2 separate regions of the Homo sapiens genome follow, and region 2 is linked to region 1. A link is an interaction called in ENCODE POLR2A ChIA-PET data of the cell type or tissue named here. Cell type or tissue: GM12878. All regions are shown on one strand.

Region 1 (2,500 bases):
CCTAATGGCCACAGCCAACCTGCAGGTGAGCCTAATTGACATCTGAGGCTGGGGAAACTGAGGCTCAGGCCGGTGAAGAGAGGTATTTAAGGTTAACCAGCAGGCAAGCAGTGTGACCTCAGATGCAGGGCTGGTTTCCAGGGGCTGGGACCCACGCTTAGTTGACTGCTTTGAGGCCAAGGCATGGGAATTGCTTGAGACCAGGGGTTGCAGACCAGCCTGGGCAACATAGCCACACTCTCATTTCTTTAAAAACAAAAACAAAAAAATGACCCAGGCATGGTGGCACGCCCCGGTAGTCCCAGCTACTCAGGAGGCTGAGGGGGTAGGTTGGCTTGAGCCCAGGATGTCCAGGCTGCAGTGAGCTGTGATAGTGCCACCTTAACAATTTTGCTCCAGCCTTACTAACTTTGGAACAAGGGGCCTCACATTTTCATTTTGCAAATTATGTAGCCAATCCTGCCCTGATCTAAAGTACTCCAGAGCTGTCACTCTTAACTCCTACCAGCCATATATCACACAGCCAGGCCCACAGTCACCTTCCAAGTCATCAGGATGGTGTTTTGTAGTAGGACTGAGATCCTGGGAGAATGTGAAGACTCCTTATGGGGCTGAATTGCCAACATTAAAAGGCAGGCGGGGCAGTTGCTAAGGGCAGAGGGCATCACTCCTTCATTGCTGTATCCTCAGGGCCTGGTCTGTGTTAGATGTTCAGTTAATAGTTTTAACATGAAGCCAGTGAATCGGAGACTGCTCTATCTCCCCGGACCCAACCTACTTAAATGACACCTTCCAGGGAAGCAAGTCAGTGGTGCAGTGTCAGATGTCAATCATCCCGAACACCACCCTCCATCCCCCAGTAGACTTCTGGACAGCCCCTGAGGGTCCCCTAAGACCCTCCCCCTGCCCCAAACCTGTGTGCCCACACCTTGGAGTAGATTCCTGCTTAACGGGCTCTGGTGGGGGGTTCAGAGGTAACACAAGTATTTAAAGGCATGTGGAGGCCAGGCGCGGTGGCTCACACCTGTAATCCCAGCACTTTGGGAGGGCAAGACAGGTGGATCACCTGAGGTCAGGAGTTTGAGACCAGCCTGGCCAACATGGTAAAATGCCGTCTCTAGTAAAAATACAAAAATTAGCCTGGCCTGGTGGCGTGCGCCTGTAATCCCAGCTACTCAGGAGGCTGAGGCATGAGAATCGCTTGAACCTGGTGGCGGAGGTTGCAGTGAGCCGAGATCTCACCACTGCACTCCAGCCTGGGTGACAGTGAGACTCCATCTCAAAATAATTAAATTAAAAATAAAGGCATATGGGCTTGGCTTCTCGAGTGCCTATAGTGGGGAAGAGGCAGAGTATAGCCCAAAGAATACTTGGATGTTAGTTCAGGCAGGTTCAAGACCCAGCCAGGGGTCATGGGTTATGGTCTTCTGAATTGGTTAATGAGAGGGTTTGAAGGAAAGATTCCTTTTCCTCTGAAGTTGGAAGTTTATTGACACTCAAAACTCCTAAATGGTACTAAGAAGCAAAGAATGGTTTCAAAAGCCTAGAAGATATTTATAACAAAACTTTTTTTTTTTTTGAGACAGTGTCTCAGTCTGTTGCCCAGGCTAGAGTGCAGTGGTGCCATCTCAGCTCACTGCAACCTCTGCCTCCAGGGTTCAAGTGATTCTCCCACCTCAGCTTCAGTAGCTGGGATTATAGGCACACACCACCGTGCCCAGCTAATTTGTGTATTTTTAGTAGAGATGGGGTTTCACCATGTTGGCCAGGCTGGTCTCGAACTCCTGACCTCAAATGATCTGCCCGCCTCAGCCTCCCAAACTGCTGGGTTTACAGGCGTGAGCCCCCACACCTGGCCAATATATTTTTATAATGTTCTTTGCCAGCTGTTTGCACAGGTATGATCCATTGTTTCAAATAATGCTGTGAAGCAGAAGCTGTCCTCACTTTCTAAATAACATCATAACCATCGATATGTATTGAATGCTTTGTATGTACTAGGCGCTGCACCTGTATGAAGTCAGTCATTTCAGTTGCATAAGCAACATATAAAAAGGGATTATTGGTATCTCCAGCTTACTGATGAGGAAAGAGAGATGCACTGACGTCCAAGGCCACATACCCGGCATGTGAGGAACTGGGGCTCAGGCCTGGATCTTCCATTCCAAGGGTCAGCAGCCCATTTCTGTAAAAGGCCACATTGTGAAGATTTTAGCCTTTGCAGGCAATACAGTCTCTGTTGCAGCTGCTCAACTCTGCCTTTTTTTTTTGGTTGGGAGGGACGGAATCTTGCTCTGTTGCCCAGGCTGGCGTGTGGTGGCGCAATCTCGGCTCACTGCAACCTACGATTCCCTGGTTCAAGTGATCCTCCTGCCTCAGCCTCCTGAGTAGCTGAGATTACAGGTGCCCGCCACCATGCCCAGCTAATTTTTTTTTTGTCTCAGTGTTTTATTTTTTTATTTATTATTATACTTTAAGTTCTAGGGTACAACGCCCAGCT
Region 2 (2,500 bases), 260 kb after region 1:
AAACCCACTTTACTTACTTACTTACTTACATTTATTTATTTATTTTTGAGATAGAGTCTCACTCTTGTTGCCCAGGCTGGAATGCAGTGGCGCAATCTCGGCTCACTGCAACCTCTGCCTCCTGGGTTCAAGCAATTCTCCTGCCTCAGCCCCCCCAGTAGCTGGGATTACAGGCACCCATCAACACGCTCAGCTACTTTTTGTATTTGTAGTAGAGACAGGGTTTCGCCATGTTGGCCAGGCTGGTCTTGAACTCCTGACCTCAGGTGATCCGCCCGCCTCAGCCTCCCAAAGTGCTGGGATTACAGACATAGGCCAACGCATCTGGCCATAAAACCCACTTTCTAAGGGGGTTAAGAATGAATGCCTATACTTAACCAAGTTATTCCAATAAATAATAATAAAAACAGGCCATGCATGGTGGCTCACGCCTGTAATCCCAACACTTTGGGAGGCCAAGGCAGGTGGATCACCTGAGGTCAGGAGTTTGAGACCAGCCTGGCCAACATGGTGAAACCCTGTCTCTACTAAAAATACAAAAATTAGCAGGGCGTGGTGGTACGAGCCTGTAGTCCCAGCTACTCAGGAGGCTGAGGCAGGAGAATCACTTGAACCTAGGAGGTGGAGGTTGCAGTGAGCTGAGATCACGCCACTGCACTCCAGCCTAAGTGACAGAGTGAGACTCTGTCTCACCAAAAAAAAAAAAAAAAAAAAAGAGGAATAAAAACAGTTCTTGGCTAGGCGCGGTGACTAACGTCTGTAACTCCAGCACTCTGGGAGGCCGAGGCGGGTGGATCACCTGAGGTCAGGAGTTCGAGACCAGCCTGACCAACATGGAGAAACCCCATCTCTACTAAAAATACAAAAAAATGGCCGGGCATGGTGGCACTTGCCTGTAATCCCAGCTACTTGGGAGGCTGAGACAGGAGAATCACTTGAACCCGAGAGGCAGAGGTTGCGGTGAGCCGAGATCACGCCATTGCACTCCAGCCTGGGCAACAAGAGTGAAACAACATCTCAAAAAAAAAAGAAAGAAAAAAAACACAGTTCTTATTTTGTATTTCAAATCTTGCAGGAATATTTTTCCTTTAATGATGAAGAAAATATTCTTCCTTTACAGATTGGAAAAAAATAGACCAAAAAAATAATCACAGAAGGATTCCCAAATCCCACCTCCTATTCAACTACTCTTGGTATGCATCTAGGTTTTACAAAAAAATTCTGAATGGACAGATGTCCCAATTCAAAATAAGCCTACACATTTACTGTCTAGTTCTTTTCAATAATAGTCCTGCACAGTATTAGCAATATTAGATTGATCTAGAAATACAGAAAGTCTCAGCTAGCTTTTTTTTCTTTTTTTTTTTGAGAGGGAGTCTCACTCTGTTGCCCAGGCTGGAGTGCAGTGGTGTGATCTTGGCTCACTGCAGCTTCCGCCTCCTGGTTTCAAGCGATTCTCCTGCCTTAGCCTCCCGAGTAGCTGGGAATACAGGCTAATTTTTGTACTTTTAGTACAGACCGGTTTTCACCATGCTGGCCAGGCTGGTCTCGAACTCCTGACCTCGAGTGATCTGCCCGCCTTGTTCTCCCAAAGTGCTGGGATTACAGGCGTAAGCCACTATACCCAGCCCAGCTAAGCTTTTTAATCAAAGTTTATTTTGATTGCTCTGCATGTTGGTCACATACATGACTGATAAACTAGATGCAGCCCACATCTAACCCAGTTTGCATCCAACATCTGATTTTATAAGGAGCTGACTTTAGTGGAGAAGCAGGATTACTGTTTTAATATTTACAGCGTGTAAATATTTACAAATGACTACTCAAGAGACTGAGGTGGAAGGGTCACTTGAGCTCAGGAGGTGGAGGCTGCAGTGAGCCAAGATCATGCCACTGCACTCCAGCATGGAAAAAAGAGCAAGACCGTGACTCAAAAAAATAATAATAATAATACAAATGAGTCAACATCTCTCAGTTGAAAAATACTGCAGAACAATGAATTTAACATCAAGTACATAAAAATGTAAGGGAACAATCATAATTGGACCTATATTTAGCTGGCCACGGTGGTTCACACCTGTAATCCCAGCACTTTGGGAGGCTGAGGTGGGCAGATAACCTGAGGTCAGGGAGTTCGAGAGAAGCCTATTCAGCATGGTGAAACACCATCTCTACTAAAAATATAAAGATTAGCCAGGTGTGGTGGTACATGCCTGTAGTTCCAGCTACTCCATAGGCTGCAGCAGGAGGACTGCTTGAACCCAGGAGGCAGACATTGCCGTGAGCTGAGATTGTGCCACTGCACTCCACATTGCAGCCTGGGTGACAGAGTGAGACACCATCTCAAAAAAAAAAAAAAAGAACTATATTTAACATCAATCACCTGTGGGTTCCATGGTCTACAGCAAAGGCTACATTTCCAAAGACAAACACTGCCCCAAAAAATAAAAGAGCTAAGAAAATCATGTTTTCTACAGGCGCCCGCCACCGTGCCGGCTAA

The links. Peaks named below come from ENCODE experiments on the same cell type or tissue, not always from the same donor. Only the 100,000 strongest peaks of a DNase experiment are listed, where the experiment ranks them.
Region 2: POLR2A ChIA-PET joins it to region 1 with 6 read pairs; 7 of 35 experiments call an interaction of 5 or more read pairs at or near these places.

The regions. Positions count from the first base shown.
Region 1 is chr16:14,313,798-14,316,297 of GRCh38, forward strand. The region is part of intron 1 of MIR193BHG (MIR193b-365a host gene); the gene reads left to right. Among named protein-coding and RNA genes, the nearest start is that of MIR365A, 5.8 kb to the left of the region's middle. In GM12878, no CTCF peak of the experiment used is centred here; no DNase peak of the experiment used is centred here; H3K4me3 peaks cover 540 bases; H3K27ac peaks cover 925 bases.
Region 2 is chr16:14,577,638-14,580,137 of GRCh38, forward strand. The region is part of intron 18 of PARN (poly(A)-specific ribonuclease); the gene reads right to left. Among named protein-coding and RNA genes, the nearest start is that of PARN, 51 kb to the right of the region's middle. In GM12878, no CTCF peak of the experiment used is centred here; no DNase peak of the experiment used is centred here.